3 separate regions of the Mus musculus genome follow, and regions 1 and 3 are each linked to region 2. Evidence: chromatin loops called from intact Hi-C (ENCODE). Cell type or tissue: left cerebral cortex. All regions are shown on one strand.

Evidence for each region. Hi-C counts contacts between places; a loop is a spot of excess contacts. Peaks named below come from ENCODE experiments on the same cell type or tissue, not always from the same donor. Only the 100,000 strongest peaks of a DNase experiment are listed, where the experiment ranks them.
Region 1: a loop joins it to region 2, with 6 times the contacts of the local background. A loop is called at or near these places in 8 of 42 quality-filtered maps.
Region 3: a loop joins it to region 2, with 6 times the contacts of the local background. A loop is called at or near these places in 9 of 42 quality-filtered maps.

The regions. Positions count from the first base shown.
Region 1 is chr3:79,434,845-79,437,344 of GRCm38, forward strand. It overlaps a transcript of Gm17359 not described here. Among named protein-coding and RNA genes, the nearest start is that of Gm36442, 76 kb to the right of the region's middle. In left cerebral cortex, a CTCF peak has its summit at 1,546; DNase peaks (open chromatin) are centred at 680 and 1,552; H3K27ac peaks cover 1,535 bases.
Region 2 is chr3:79,285,447-79,287,946 of GRCm38, forward strand. 6430573P05Rik (RIKEN cDNA 6430573P05 gene) reads left to right here and starts at 1,409. Exons shown (of 2, transcript NR_165170.1): 1 at 1,409-2,363. It also overlaps a transcript of Rapgef2 not described here. In left cerebral cortex, a CTCF peak has its summit at 1,239; DNase peaks (open chromatin) are centred at 684, 1,361 and 1,843; H3K4me3 peaks cover 2,500 bases; H3K27ac peaks cover 2,500 bases.
Region 3 is chr3:79,563,872-79,566,371 of GRCm38, forward strand. All of the region lies in intron 1 of Fnip2 (folliculin interacting protein 2), which reads right to left. Among named protein-coding and RNA genes, the nearest start is that of Fnip2, 2.6 kb to the right of the region's middle. In left cerebral cortex, no CTCF peak of the experiment used is centred here; a DNase peak (open chromatin) is centred at 1,165; H3K4me3 peaks cover 113 bases.

The DNA.
Region 1 (2,500 bases), 150 kb after region 2:
TCTATAGAGGAAAACATTTTATTGGGGAGGGCTTACAGGTTCAGAGTTTGGTCCATTATTGTTATCGTGAGAAGCATGGTTGTGTGCAGGCAGCCATGGTGCTGGAAAGGAGCTGAGAGTTCTATCTAGATGGGCAAGCAGCAGAGACAGTTAACCTGGTTTGAGTTTCGGAAACCTCAAAGCCCCCACCCCCGCACCCCTTCACCCCCAACCCCATCCTGAGATAATCTTCTCTAACAATGCCACAGCTACTTCAACAAGGCCACAGGTCCTTATCCTTTCAAATAATGCCACTCCCTATGAGCTTGTTGGGGGCCATTGTCATTCAAACCTCCACACATCCTGCCTTAATAATTCTTAAAGAGTACTGTGTAACAGAAAGTGAAGTCTTACCAAGGTCCTGTCCTATGAAGGACGGCTGAGGGAACGGACAATCTGAGGAGAGAAGGGGGCTTGAGGATCCACGGAAAATCTGAGGTAGCTACTAAAGAGAATGTGACCTGCCAGAGGCTCATTGTTGTCTTCTCCCAAAGACCTCCTGGACGCTCAAGGCTGAAGGCTGGAAACCCTGTGTTTACATGAACAAGCTTTTCCACTTGTTCTAAGAAAAGATAGCCTGTCTTGACGGAGAATCTGAGAAAAACTGAACTGGAAGCTACCACGTATAATCTATTAGTCAACATAATATCGCAGCTACTGCTCACAGAAAACAGATAATCTCTAGCTGGCCTAAACAGTGAAGAGCTTTCAAAGTGAGAGAATGAAAATACACATGCAAGTGCTGACTGTAGTATTAGCGTAAGGGTTTGTATGGCATGAACCACCCTGTCTTTAAATGTCGGCTCTTGCCTATGTAGGGTCCTCAACAGCATCTTGTGCTCATCCATTATAAACCAGATTCAATTTTGTCCAACATCACTTCCGGTTTTTTTAATTCCAAGTGAATAAGATGAATTTTGCCTTCGAAGAACTTATCACCTTGCCGGGGACTAGTTAGGGGTAGGGGAGCAGACACAGATGAAATGACACTATAGTTGATGATAGATAGCATGCAATGATAGAAATACTGAATCAATTAGTGTTTGGGGACAGGTACTATACTTGATGCTGGTTCAGATACCTAAAAACCTAACAGTATCAGTTACAATAGGACTGAAAGACCTAGTGGAAGCAAAGCCCACAGTTGAAAGTTTAACTCTGGGCAGGAATCTAGAGAAGGCTACCCAAACTGAAGGATAGGTAGGATCAGCCTTGAGAGTGGCTGGATTTCGAGTCCAAAGTGTTGCTATTTACAGATGTAATTTGCATGTTCAGACAAATTCCTCTTTGAGCCCAATTATCATGTATTCGACAATAAAAACAGTTCATTTCTAGTCTCGGAGGCAGTGTGTGAAGCTGGCAGGGTTGATGCAGAGCGGCTGGCTTGTTTTCTGTCTAGCAGCCTAAAGGCTAACTCATTAAAATTCAAGGATGGATGGCATGGTGGGTGGCTGAACAAATGTCTTCTTCATGGAGCAGAGCTGAGGCCTTCAAGACATTTCTCCCAGAAGCTAAGCTGCTCTTTGCAGCTGTTCAGTAAGACACCACCGGGGCGGTACCTCCTCCTCAGATCCACCTCGACACATATGGTCATGACAACATCAAGAACAAAAACAGGAAGACGTCATGGCATGGGGCCATGGTTATACCATTCCTTATTCCAAAATAAGTCATTTTAAATATAAAATTGTTTAAACCTGAGCCTGTTTCCAGTTTATGGTTTAACCAAAGGCAAGAATTATTCCACAGCCCTGGGGATGAACCCAAGTCCTCAAGTGCTCTAGGTAAGGCATTCAAAGCACCGCAGGGGCATCAGACATATGGACTGGACTTATGGATGCTTTTATAACCTCTAGTGGATTATATTATTGGACCAAAAACAACAGCACAAATTTTGGTGGAAGTATTTTAATATTTTTACTCTGATTCTGTATTATGGATCTGATATATTATGGGTTGGAGCAAATGAAAAACAAAGTGAGATTCTCATTCAATCATTCCTGCTTTGAATGAGTACGAAAATTCTTGGAGGAGGTGGGGGGGGCATTACAGATGTAAAAGAGATGAAAGTCTCTGAAGTTTATTACAATATCACTCATCATGTTCACGCCCATGCGTGCATGTGCACGCGCGTGCACACGTGCACACCCCCACACCATTACTACTACATGGATTGTAGTTGTATATTTATTTTCCCCCATATTCTCTTCACTGCAAAGACCTAAACATAAGGGCCAATTCAGTAGCTGAAAATTCCCTTATGTTTTAGATAGGGTTTTACTACTATAAACAGACACCATGACCAAGGCAACTCTTATAAAACATTTAGTTGGGGCTGGCTTGCAGGTTCAGAGATTCAGTCCATTATCATCAAGGTGAGAGCATGACAGCATCCAGGCAGGCATGGTGGAGGCGGAGCTGAGAGTTCTATATCTTCATCTGAAGGCTGCTATGAGGAGAC
Region 2 (2,500 bases):
TAGTCTCTCGCCCATTAAATAATCATCATCAGAGATGGGCAGCACTTGGATTTGGACAGATGGCATCCCATCCCCAGACAAGCAAAGCAACTTTTGTCAAGTATCGGATCCTCGCTGTTTTTGCTGGCCCCAAGGATCTGTAGATCTTCTTTGCCTGCAGGGTTGGCAAGCAGGATCGCCTGTAGTCGCCATCCCAACATTTAGGAATCTACGTCATGTAGCCAGTAAGCAACGGAAATCAAACCACATTTTTTATAACACTCCTCCCTCGCTAATCCAATCTAAGAAAAATCAAATCTAACCCACCAGCTATCCCTCCGTTTAAAAATAAAAAAAAAAACCTGAGGATAAACAATTGTATAAACGTTAACCACTCATCTAATTTTGACCATATTGTGCAAACCGAAAGAATCTGCCCTGCGAAGAAGACGGAGTCGAATACGCCTGTTCTGCACTTACATCTACAATTGGAATGAAAAGCGCTGGCCTGTCAACTTTTTCCTTTCGATGGATAACAACATTCCTCTTTCAAGAAAGTAAAGTAGTAACTAAAGACAGGCTTTCACTTTACAAGGCCCACCTAGGCCAGTCAGTTCATCGCACAACCCTGCAAGTTCCTGCTTACAGCTCATTAAACACCCCTAAACTCTAAAGATGGGATACATGCAAGAGAGTAACTGAGCCTGCAGTCAGGGTGACAAGAGTACCCGGCCGAGAGGAGCTGAGACCTGACCCCAAGACTCAACCCCAAGGAGTGTGGCCGGAGAAAGGCATACCCTATAGACAACTAGTCCCGCAAAGGCGCAGGCAAGGTCAGCTACGGGGAGCGCAACGAAAAGGACAGCAGAGGAGAGGGCAGCAATCGCAGAACAGTCTGAAAAGAATGCCCTTGGAAGTTGGGGCAGGGAAGGTCCTGGATGGGGGAAATGGGATGCTTCCCCAGCAGAGGAGTGCCGGGGCACTGGAAGGGCGCAGTCTGCAGACACCAACCCCACGGCGGGTGGCGGCGCGTCTCACCTGGGGGGTCCTCTCGGCGGGGTTCTTCATCACCGCTTGGCGGAAGCTATTATCCACGTAGGACGCCATCTCCCCCTGCGGGGCGCACCGGGTCCGCTCCACACACTCGCCGGCCTCCCGGCCCAGCGCCACTGCCCGAGGCAAACCAGCCCAGGCGCGGGGCCGGGGCGCAGACAGCACGAAAGGTCCGTGCAGCCCGGAGCTGCCCTCCTCCTCCTCGCGGCTTGCTGTCCGTAGACTCGGACTCAGCGACTGCCCGGCAGCGCTCCCGATCGGTCGCGGATCGCGCTGGCCCCGGCGGGCCGAGTTATTTTTAGGGAGGTGCAAGCGACGGCGGGCGGAGCCTCTCCGGCGGGGCCCTGGCTCTACCCGCTCCGGCCGCGCTCGCTCTGACGCGTCCCGGGTCCTCGCGCGCCGGTCGAGAGGGAGGGCCGCGCGCTGAGCCTGGTGAGCCCGGCTCAGGTCTGGGAGCCACCGAGCCCGCTGGCCTCGGCCGCCGTGGCCGCGCCGCGCCTCCGTCTACTGTCGGCCGCGCCTCCCGACTGCTGCTGCATCCCCGCGGGCCGCGCAGCTCCAGCCGCCCGCCCCCATCGGCGCCTGAGCGCGGCTGCTCCCCGCGCGGCCCCCGCGCTCTAGGCAACTTTGTGCGTCGTCCGTGCGGCGGGCGGGCGCGGCGGGCCAGACACGGGTCCCCGGCGGGCGCGAGGCCGAGAGCGGAGCGCGCAGCCCCGCCAAGCGTCTGCTGAACGGCGACCGCCTCCTCTTCCCCGCCTCTTCCTTCTCCTGCGCCTCGGCGGCCGCCGGAGCCACTCTTCAGGGAGGAAGCGGCCTCCGGGGCTTGTTGCTTTGTGCTGCAACCATGGTGAGGAGTGAGTGACGGGCCGGGGGCCAGTCGGAGGCCGCCGCATCATCGGGGGCGGAGCGCCCCGTGGCGCCGGCCCGCCCCATCGCTGGCCTGGCGGGGCCGCGCCCTCGCTGAGAGCCGCGTTCTGCCGGGGCCAGGTGCGGTGGGAGCCAGGACAGCCGGGGCTGTTGCGATCGTTGATCCCATAGCTGAGCGGCCGCACCCCGACTCTCTGGCCTAGACCCCACATCCCAGGCCTTGCGGCACGTCTCCCGCCTCTTCCCGGGCTGGAAGCTGACCCCACCCGGGAGAGGTCCCTGTGAGGACTCGGCTGCAGTGGCAGGTCTTCCCAAAGCTTAGGGCTGACTGGGATTTTGCTTCGGTGGCAACATTAACCATCCTTGGATTCTGTTTATTTGTAGTGACTGCAAGGACAACGTTGCTCTCCTACCTTCCGCGCTCACTGACATCTAAACCCTTAAATGACTCCTGCGTTAGTCAGGTAGGAATGTGGCTTTCCAACTCCAGACCTGGTATCACATCGGACAAGAAAACACCAGGTCAGCCCGTTGTAATCTAGAGGCCAAGACAGCAAGTTCTCTGACATAATCAAGAATGAATAATCCTAGGTCGGACTTT
Region 3 (2,500 bases), 280 kb after region 2:
AAGAATAAAAACCTGAAAACTCCTAACATGTGCAAGGTTCTAGATTCAGTCTGAAGCCCAACAAAACATTAAATAATAATAATAATAATAATAATAATAATAATAATAATAATAATAGAGCTATGCAGAGTGGCAGACAATGGTAATGTCAGCATTTGGGAGGTAGAGACAGAAGGAATCTTGGCTACATGAGACTCTGCCTCAAAACAAACAAAAACAATCTTAAAATAGTGTTTTAGCAGGGCTGGAGAGATGGCTCAGCAGTTAAGAGCACTGACTGCTCATCCAGAAGTCCTGAGTTCAAATCCCAGCAACCACATGGTGGCTCACAACCATCGGTAATGGGATCCAATGCCCTTTTCTGGTGTGTCTGCAGACAGCCACAGTGTACTTGTATATACATATAATAAATAAATAAATAAATCTTTAAAAAGATAATGTTTTAACTAGCATACATGAGATCCTTGGTTTGGCCCTCAGTAAAAGGGAGAAAAAAGATAATATGGATAAGGTTTCACATACATGTGAGACACAGAAGACATTGGATATACCTTGACCATTAAGAAGTTCTATGTAGGGGCTGAGAGATGGCTGAGTATTTAAGAGCACTTACTGTCTAGCATCCACATGATGGTTCATGGTGCCTCCAGCTCCAGGGGCTCTCCCATGCATCAGATGCACATACATACATACACTCAGGCATACATACATATAAAACAATATGTTTAAGTCCTACGTAGGCATGTTGACCTCAAGACAGTCTGGTTCTGAATTGCATTCATTTTTAGCCTGAGGGTTATTCAAATTGGTTCTTATCAATTAAGTAAAAGTGAAAAGCATTTGGAAGATCGGCAAATAGAACTTTCTCAAGTGTCAAACACACTATGATTTGACGCAGGATCAAAGTCTAGAAGTATTACAATTATATACTGCGCCTAACTGCTTGGGTAAGACTGACAATTCAGCCTCTTTTTATTCCTTTCCGTTTCTACCAAGGCAAACTGAAAAGACAAGCGTTGGGATCATCAATGAAATGTGTAAGTTGTACTCTTGACTGTGACAATGCCCTATATATAGGTGACGGCTGACAGATAAGATCTGGAAACAGTGTGGGACTGGAGCCACTCTCGCTCTCTGAACCACAAACAGGGAAGCACTGCAGGAGGAGGAGGAGGAGTGGAAAGCCCGGATAACAAGAGAGGTCACACAAGTGCCCAGCACGTTGGTGAATCTGTAACCCCAGCATCTGATCACATGAGGACTGAGGCAAAGCTGGACTTCTAGGTCAGCCTGGGTTACATAAGACAAAAAGGGAAGAGAGGCAGCCTCAACATCCTTCAGGAACATCTACCTCAAAAAGCCTATCGGGAAACAAAAAATCTGAGGTGAACAAATGACAAGAGATGGCACATGGGGGCTATCATGGTGGCTCAGCAGGAGAGAGTACCTGTTGCCTGATCACCTGAGTTAGCGTCCCAGGTAAACACAAGGTAGGAGCAAACAGGGTTCTGAAAGTTGTCCCCGACCTCCACCTGCATGCTGTAGAACTGGAGTGTGTGTTCCCACACGCATACAAATAAATGTATAGCACAGTAAAAAAAGTTAAAGACTGCACTTTCTTCTCCCTTAAACACCAAATGAGAAGACAGAACATGGTACTAATATTGTACTCACAAAGTGGGAATCAATTTTCCTAATATGGCCGAGCCCTAAATATAGCCACATTTTTTTGTTGTTGTTGCTGTTGCTCAAAATACACTGAATTTAACCTTATCCATGGGAAGGGAAGAGTGCTGGTGGACAAGTAGGCAGGGAACGTAAGAAACAGTGACAAGTACCACGCATCTCCACGGGCACTCAAATGGCTGTAATGTCCTTGGTAAGGGCCACCAAAGAAGACACCTGAGGAATCTTGGTCTAGTCTAGGATTCCAAGAAGAATTAACATGTCCTGACTCCAAAGTAATTCTACAACTCAGAGACGTTAGACGACAGCATCACGGGTAGGCAGACAAATAGAAGGCACAGAATCAGGTCCAGTCTGCCTAACGGAAATGCACTGACCATGATCCAGGCAGTCCTCACAATTTACCTTCCAACCTCCCACCACACACACACACACACACACACACACACACACAAATGCTGCTATTCTGTTTAATGTCTCATTCTCTCCAAGTTGGAGCCAGGGATGGCAGCACGTGCTTACTGTAATCTTACACTTGAGAAGCACTAACAGGACGATCAGGTCATCAATTGATCGAAGCTAGCCTGGGCTACATAAAACTGGAAATACAAGATAAAAGAAAATCTTATATAACTATAGGAATGTGTTTGTATGTGTTTTGAATGAATTTTTATGCAATAAAGGAGATGAGATTTAATCAAAATTCATTTCAAATGCGATGCTTCATGTTGGTGTTCCCAGAACTTGAGAAGCTAAGGCAGGAAGATTGTCAAGAGTTTAAAGCCAGCCTGGACTAATGAGACCTTTGTTTGTT